Regions from separate parts of the Homo sapiens genome. Here regions 1 and 3 are each linked to region 2. The links are chromatin contacts, found by Hi-C or POLR2A ChIA-PET in ENCODE. All regions are on one chromosome and are shown on one strand. Each heading gives the region's core, a stretch centred on a gene start or an enhancer-like site at or near the end of the contact. The rest is flanking DNA. Distances are from core to core; before and after follow the strand shown.

What was found. A loop is a pair of places that touch in the nucleus more often than their neighbours do. ChIA-PET counts read pairs that join two places held with the same protein, here RNA polymerase II (POLR2A). Pooled maps may share reads with other maps.
Region 1: a map of naive thymus-derived CD4-positive, alpha-beta T cell shows a loop between it and region 2 (14-fold over the local background). The contact joins the promoter of CLEC2D here to the promoter of H4C16 in region 2. A Hi-C loop is called at or near these places in 1 of 168 maps with a recorded cell type or tissue (naive thymus-derived CD4-positive, alpha-beta T cell), 1 of 37 single-sample maps with no recorded cell type and 9 of 50 pooled maps.
Region 3: a map of naive thymus-derived CD4-positive, alpha-beta T cell shows a loop between it and region 2 (21-fold over the local background). The contact joins the promoter of NECAP1 here to the promoter of H4C16 in region 2. A Hi-C loop is called at or near these places in 1 of 168 maps with a recorded cell type or tissue (naive thymus-derived CD4-positive, alpha-beta T cell) and 6 of 50 pooled maps. POLR2A ChIA-PET finds 5 or more read pairs at or near these places in 1 of 52 experiments (activated B cell).

Annotation. Positions count from the first base shown.
Region 1 is chr12:9,668,463-9,671,162 of GRCh38, forward strand. CLEC2D (C-type lectin domain family 2 member D) reads left to right here and starts at 1,251. Exons shown (of 5, transcript NM_013269.6): 1 at 1,251-1,333. The coding sequence starts at 1,273.
Region 2 is chr12:14,769,847-14,772,546 of GRCh38, forward strand. H4C16 (H4 histone 16) reads right to left here and starts at 1,285. Exons shown (of 1, transcript NM_175054.2): 1 at 874-1,285. The coding sequence starts at 1,238. The coding sequence ends at 927. LOC105369669 reads right to left here and starts at 811. Exons shown (of 3, transcript XM_047429947.1): 1 at 54-811. The coding sequence starts at 307. RefSeq lists enhancers at 1-506, 507-1,103, 768-1,097.
Region 3 is chr12:8,080,900-8,083,599 of GRCh38, forward strand. NECAP1 (NECAP endocytosis associated 1) reads left to right here and starts at 1,375. Exons shown (of 8, transcript NM_015509.4): 1 at 1,375-1,484. The coding sequence starts at 1,390. RefSeq lists enhancers at 637-1,836, 1,268-1,487, 1,558-1,617.

The DNA.
Region 1 (2,700 bases), core at 1-2,500, 5.1 Mb before region 2:
TCTCAAGCAATTTTCAAATTATTAAATTTCACAGGAAAGGAGGTTAGGAAGAACTATGTGAAAAACAGACTTGAACTTTTGGCAATCACATGTTGTTCAGGAGACAAAACCAAATTCAACTTCCAAGAAAGAGAAGCAGCTTTGATAAAAAGCAGGTTCTCAGATGGAATTACTAGAAGGCTTTATCATAGGTCCTAGGACAAACTAGAAATGATGAAATAGTAAAGAAAAAGATATATAAAATCTTACAGAAACTGGAACTCAGTCCTAATGCAACTTCATTTCTATTTGATAAAGGCAATAGCTGTCCAATCTGGAACTTATTTCTTACAGGTAAGGGGGGCTACTGTATAGAATTCAAAAGCAGGGAAAATATGTTGTCAGAGTTAAGATAGAGATTGTATTTGGGGTAATGAGCGTTGCAGGACATGAGTAGGGCACATAGCGTGTTGGTATTGTTTTACGTGGTTTTAAGATATACTTCATCTAGGCACTTGTTACATGTTATATTTTTAATGAATGTGTTTAGTTGTATGCTTATGATTTGTGCACATTACTATAAATTATATTTTAGTAAAAGGTGCCCTTACTGGCATTTATATACAAGAAATCAACACATCTGACAAGAAGCTCTTGCTGCTAAAGAGCCTCTGTGCTCCTGGATCATGCCAGAGGGAGCACAGAAGCTGCACACCGTTCAAGCCCATTTTTGAAAAGTTGTTGTAGCAGCCATAGCAGCAAATTCCCAAAATATCTTGAAGAAATTGAAAACAAGATATTTTTTGAATGAGCGTAAACTCTTGGGAATGAATTTTAATTTGAGATTAAAATTGCTGTTGTCTTTACTTACCTAACATTCATTTCCTCTGAGAGCCAACTCCTTCCTTTCAATAAATTCTTATTTTCTATCATAATATTGCTTTGTACCGCACAAAATACAATTATAATTTTTAATAGTCAAAGAAATTTTAAGTTATCAAACATTAGTTTCTTTCGTAACCAAAATACTGTTAGAGAAGTAGCTTCAACTTTTTAAAATTCTTACAAACACCAGTTTATTCTGTTGTGATGAGCTGATTTTTGAAACAATTTATGCTTCATTTGTTCCTCTAGCTATATTTAACTTAAAGGCTTGACATTTTGAGTTACTGGGGCGGTTACACACTTACACGTTTTAGTCGTTGGGCTTTTTTTTTGTTTTGTTTTGAATCATTCTTGGGGTTGAAAACGTAGAGACTGTGGTTTAGATCACTCATAGAAACTGGAGGCAAAATGCATGACAGTAACAATGTGGAGAAAGACATTACACCATCTGAATTGCCTGCAAACCCAGGTAAGAAGCTGGGCTCTACAGAGTAAGTGTGAGGACTGGAATGGGAAGGTAGTGGTAGTGATGGGCTCACACAGGAAAGGTGCTGATCTAGTAAAAAGTTTTCAAGGATAAGAGATGGAATGTGGGAGTCCATAAATTGGCTTATAATTTGTGTAAAACATGCATATATTTATATTCCCAGTTCTAACAACTAAGGAGAGGGAACAATGAGAGAAAGATGTAAGACAATGAGATAAGGTTAAGTTTAGGATTGAAAATAACAGTTAATTTCACTAAAAAAAAATCTATACAAACTCTAAAGTGTTACTCAGATACAAGATACCATCATTATTACATAGGTAGAAAACCTATCATGGAAGCTCTTAAGAGAGAAAAGGTAGAAAATAGTATGTAAAGGACATTTACAAATCAAAAAAGTAACAAAGGTTGAGTAGAAACTTAGTAGGGCATTCTAATGGAATTATGTTACATTGGATGCACTGGAAATATATATATATATAGCTTTATATGATGCTTTAGTAAGTGAAAAAAATGACTTTTGCCACAGTTAGGGAATATCAAGGTTTTATAACTTAGGACTTAAAAGTTTGGAGTTTTCTCCTCCCAACTTAAAAGGTAATCAATTTGGAGAAAAGGTAATTCAGAGGCAGAAAAAGATGAACTCTAAATGTTGTTAAATGACTTCATTTATTTCTTCATTCATTGGGTATTTTGAGCATTTTATACCAAATGCTTTAAACTGTTTGTCGGATAGTTCCAACATCTCTGTCATGTCCTCCTTGGCTTGTGTTTTCTTTCCCCATGGAAGTTGACATTTTCGTGGTTCTTCATATACTGTGTAATTTTGGATTGTAATTTGAACATTTTGAACAAATATTTAGTTAGACTGGATCTTATTTAAATTTTGGAGTATATTGATACTATTGTTTTAGCAAGCAATCACCCTGGTGAGATGAAGACAATCTGTGGGATCTGGTTCCAATGTCAGTTCCATTCTGAAAGCCTTTGTAGTGCTATTCAGACATGTGCATCAACCAGGGGTGAAATTGGGAACTGTGCAATGCTCTACTCATTAGTTCAGGTCTTAGCATCTTTAGTGTGCCAATTAGAACCATATCTAGGCATGCATAAGTTGAGGGGCAGGTGAATCCAGGAGTTTATGAATAATGTTCATGGGTCTCTTTCTAAAGTTTCTTCCTCTTCACCATCTGACCCGTACTTTCAGGTTCCCAGGGGCTTCTCCTTTCCATCCTCCAGCTAGAAATGCGGGCCTCCTTTTATTCTGATGAACCATATACTTCTGCAATTATAGCTGCATCTTTAAGCTCATGTGGCAGACGGACAGTGAGAAAGAAGAAAAAAAAAGC
Region 2 (2,700 bases), core at 35-2,534:
CTAGACCCCCAGGCTGCTCTGAACAGGGCCTTTACTCGGAAGCCAGGGCTTACCTCCCGGCTGCGATAGGGTTATTTGTGATGGGCATGACACTGCTCGGAGCGGGGGATTCCCGGCAACTTGGCGACCTGCAGGTGATCTGGCCTTTCATGCCGGCGTGACCCCCACTGCCTGCCTGCCAACTCCACGCCCGCCGCCAGGTGGCCGAGCAGGACGCTACCCGCTTGGCGTAGGCAACTTTACGCAGCTGGCTAAGAGGGAATCGCAGGGTGTCGCGAGTTTCGCCCGGCCGCCTTAATCTCAGCATCTGAGCTTGGTCACCTCTCACTCAACGTCAGCGATTAAGTAAAATAGTACCCAGTAAGACTACGCGCCACACTAGAGCTGCATTCAGCTTTCGGGCTTGCAGGTAGCGGCGTGCTGCGACCTCCCATTTCCTGCGACTTAGCAAGCCCTGCACACGCACGAACCGCCCTTGACGCGTGACGCTCACCCCTGAAGGCCAGCAGGAAGTCACCTAAGCCCTGATTTACATGGAAGCCATCCGATACGTGCTTATGGGCCAACGACTCGGCCGCTTAGAAGACCATGACCAGTTCTAACACTAGGGCTTTGTACAAGCACTCTTCTAAACAAAATCCGGTGTCTGGATTTTGGGAGGTCACTACTGCGTTGCGCGGCACCTCCAGGGTCGTACCTAAGCACAGGCGGAACCCCCTCCTTGAGGTCTAGTTCTCCCCGTGCCCGCCAAGTCTAATCCCGAGCAGATGCTCGGGCCGCGAATATCCCATTTCCGGTATCCGGAAGGCGACATCAAAGGGTTGATATTTACCCGTTATCTAGGAAGTGTTAACAGCTCTTTCTGTGACAGTTTGGGGGCCCTGAAAAGGGCCTTTTGGAGTCTGTAGAGAAGCTGTGGGGACAGCTCAACCGCCGAAACCATAAAGGGTGCGACCCTGGCGTTTCAGCGCGTACACCACATCCATGGCCGTGACGGTCTTGCGCTTGGCGTGCTCCGTGTAAGTCACCGCGTCACGGATCACGTTCTCCAGGAAGACTTTGAGGACTCCCCGGGTCTCCTCGTAGATGAGACCAGAAATGCGCTTGACGCCCCCACGTCGGGCGAGACGGCGAATCGCCGGCTTTGTAATGCCTTGGATATTGTCCCGCAGCACCTTCCGGTGGCGCTTGGCGCCTCCCTTACCCAGCCCCTTGCCACCTTTACCTCGCCCAGACATTCTGAAATCACAGCGCCTACTCAGCAGAAAATCGGGCTGCCCACTGTGATTGCCAGTCGCAGACCAGGGCTTATAGTCTCTCGATGCGGACCTGTTTGAAAACATCAAAAAAGTGGGCGGAGCTCTAGGCCCCACCTCTGGAGACATGCTATAGTTGTTAAGTCCAGGAAGCAGTCAGCGAAACCAGCCTGATTTTTTTGTTGTTTGCTCTTTTGGGAAAATTTTTTCTGATGTTTGGAGAAAGGTTCATGGTGATACGTTTTAAAGTTAAAACAGTATGAGCTAAAAGAATTTATATTGCCTTTTCTCAGCGCTTAAATAAAAGTAGGCCAGATCCTATGCACGTTCCTTGTTCTGTCCCTCCCTCCTTCTGTTTTTTCAAACGGAATTCCTGACTTACTATGAAACTCTATAAAAACCTGAAAAGCTTTACATCCGAGATTTCAAAGCAATTACTTAAAATTTAAAATTTTTCACACGTGGGTCTTCTGAAGACATAGTAGGGGGAGAGGACTTTTTTCTCTTTTACGGCCCTGCAGATAATTAAAATTCTTTCAATTGAAAAAAGAAAGTGCAGCTTCCCGTCCCCCACCTACACTCCACCCCCACCTCCCCCCGACCCCCGCCATTCCCCTTTCAGCTGCTTCTGCGCAATTTGCAGGTTTTCCTGCCCTGCAAGAGCCTGTGTGCTTTTCAACCAAGTAACTTCCTGTGGTTATTTAGTTGAAATATTGTCAATGTCTTATGTCATTCAAATCTCAGGTTCTCATCTCACATTTTCCACTTAAAAATTCAAAGTTCTTGTAAAACAATGGATGCCACAATCATGACTTGGAATAATGATTTCTACTGCAAATCCCCTCAGGAGGTTCTGAATCCCTTCCTTTCTCAAGAGAATCCCTGAACAAAAACGAAAGTTTCTGTAAGGTGTCACCGCTCTTCAAAGGTGTCAGGACCCTGTCTTCTCTAAAGGTTTTACTGTGTTAAAAAGCAGCTGTTATTTAGAGGATGAGTCATAAGTCTTTCCCAGGTAGTTAATTAGGATTCTGAGCAATGAATTTTAGTAAGTGGGGCTTCTTTGTCCCTGGTCTTGAAGATAAGCCTTTACAGCAGGAAGACTTTATGGTAAAATTTTGTTATATTTATAAATGCCTATAGTTTACATTTGTTTCAATCCATGCCCATCTTCATAACCCAAAAGGTATTTATTTTTCTTTTACTTTTTGTTAAAGATAAAAGAGTTGGAACACTGTCTTGAATGGCTGGAAAAAGTCCTGAATGGTCGAACTTCACTCATGATTTTAATATTTGACTCAGAGGGAAGAGGAAAAGTCTATCAGATCTTGAAGAGATAAGAATTATTGTAATGGGGCCGGGCGCGGTGGCTCACGCCTGTAATCCCAGCGCTCTGGGAGGCCGAGGAGGGCGGATTACGAGGTCAGGAGATCGAGACCATCCTGAC
Region 3 (2,700 bases), core at 125-2,624, 6.7 Mb before region 2:
CAACAGTGTATGAGATTAGACTGTTCCTCACGTCCTCGCCAGGGATAAATGTGGTAATTCTTTTTGAAATTTAAGATATCACTTTCCAAGGTGGAGCAGACAAATTAGAGGCAGGTTTGCTTTTTTTTTTTTTCTCATTAAACTTTTTTAATGGGTCTCAAAATTCTGTGACAAATTTTTGGATGTTTCCATTAAAAAGTACTGATTTAAAAAACTAATAACTTAAAACTGCCACACGCAAAAAAGAAAACCAGTGGTCCACAAAACATTCTCCTTTCCTTCTGAAGAAGAAAACCAGTGGTCCACAAAACATTCTCCTTTCCTTCTGAAGGTTTTACGATGCATTGTTTTCATTAACCAGTCTTTTACTACTGAACTTAAATGGCCAGTTGAAACAAACAGTTCTGAGACCGTTCTTCCACCACTGATTAAGAGTGGGGTGGCAGGTATTAGGGATGATATTCATCTAGCCTTCTGAGCTTTCTGGGCAGACTTGGTGACCTTGCCAGCTCCAGCAGCGGTGAAGACTGCTGCTGTTGTAATGAGGCAGGCTTGAGTTTCTGTCTCAGTTTTGCCACTTGCTATCTGTACTGTCAGGGTGTTGTGGTTAAGTTTACCTTTGGGGCGCAGAAAAAGCATATTTATGGTGAGAGTTCGGTAGCATTTATCATTATAATAGAACTGGGAGCTAATATAGGCCATTAGATAGTTCATTATGCTTCCGATTTTATCAGGAATTGGGTTGATCCCACGTATAGTCTATTTAACAGGATCAAATTTTCCAAAAAGATAATCGGAATACACGCCGAAAGTGTGGCAAAACATTTTAACAGGTGTCGTCCTGAAAAATCGGAGATAAAGAGTGTAAGGCACTAAATCAAGTTGGGTGTTTTCAGCGTTTAGACTCTGGAGAGTTGAAATCCACGGTGTCTATGACCAGATCATACATCATTCTCTGCAGGTACCTCGTCTGGGACTACCGGCTGGAGGTTGCCTCTTTTCTGCCAGGAGACTACAGTTAGGAAGTGACTCCTGTAAGAAAATCCGTCACGATTCAATATGGTCCTCGTCCTCGTAGGACACTCCAGGCACCTGCCTAGAGTAAGATGGCGCTTTTCGTAAGCACCTCTCCAGGACAGAGATTTCCATAACGAGAGTCACGCACTTGCAGGCCATCTTTGCCATTATCCAAGACGGTGAGCCGTGCAGCCTCATCGTTTCCAGGTTTCAATATGGCTCCCCGCGTCACCGAAAAGGTTAATCTCAGAAACTAACTTGAACTCGCGCGGAAGTGACGCAACAGAAGTTGTCGCGCTTTGCATCTCCGCCTCCCGTGCTCCGCCTCCGGTCTTACGTTTCGCCCCCGGCAGCGCCGACAGCGGACCCAAGATGGCGACCGAGTTGGAGTACGAGTCTGTGCTGTGTGTGAAGCCAGACGTCAGCGTCTACCGGATTCCGCCCCGGGCCTCCAACCGCGGTTACAGGTACTAACCCCGAGGCGCTGCCGCACACGCGTACTCTGTCGCAGATGACAGCTTCCTTCTCAGCTAGCACGCTGTCCGTCCCTGCCACTACTACCTCTGTATTGTCACCTTGCTAGCCTCCCTACCTGGGTTGTCATCTCCCTGACCACCTGCTCCATCTCCACTCTGGACTGTCATCACCATATTTCTGCCGTTTTTTTTTTTGTTTTGTTTTTTATTAAATTACCACTCTGCGTTATTCCACTCTGCCTCTCCCGTAATCCCCTGGGGCACCCATCTGCTCCCCATCATGCACTTTCAGTCGTGCTTGCTCCATTGCCAGTCCCCTTTCATTCGCTCTTCCCTGCGTCCTTCAGCTTATCATCCTCATCCTTTCTCTCTCTCTCTCTCTCACACACACACACACACACACACACACACACACACACACACACCTTTCCAGTTCCCCATGCACATTTATGGGTAATCGTGTTGCTTGCCACTCTGGATTATCTGATTTATTTTTTGTACTGTTGTCAATTTCGTCACCAACTGTCATCATCCACCATTCGGTTTTTCCTTCAGCAGTTTTACCAGTGAGCAAAGGTTATGATCATAAGCTTTACAACGGTTGTTCATTCTGTTTCTTCTCATTGTATTTTCTTGATGATTATATAGTATTTTCTGTCTTCCTTCCCTACCTCCCTTCTTAACCTCTCCTACACCTTTTCCCTCCAAAGTTGAGGCAGCATTTTTCTCTGTTGGGCCTAACTACCTACCTTGTAATCCAATGACTGTGAGGTTCTGAGGATGCTATAGGACATTATGTAGTTGAAAGACAGTTCACTGGGCTTCATGTTAAACCATATGAGTGTGAGCCCTTTCCAAGCCTCAATTTTCTCATCTGTAAAATAGAAAAAAAAACCTGTTAGTGATGATACCTGCGCTCTTATAATGTGCTTAACAAGGGTTTTTGGGAGAGTAAAATTAAATCATATAATGGATGTGAAAGAATGTAGGAAATGCAATAAAGCAGTTACAAATACTATTTGTTTGTTCTTTTTTTTTTTTTTTTTTTTTTTTTTGAGATGTAGTCTCACTTTGTTGCCCAGGCCGGAGCGCAATGGCTCAATCTCAGCTCACTGCAACCTCCGCCTCCTGGGTTCAAGCGATTCTCCTGCTTCAGCTTCCTGAATAGTTGGGATTACACGCATGCACCACCACACCTGGCTAATTT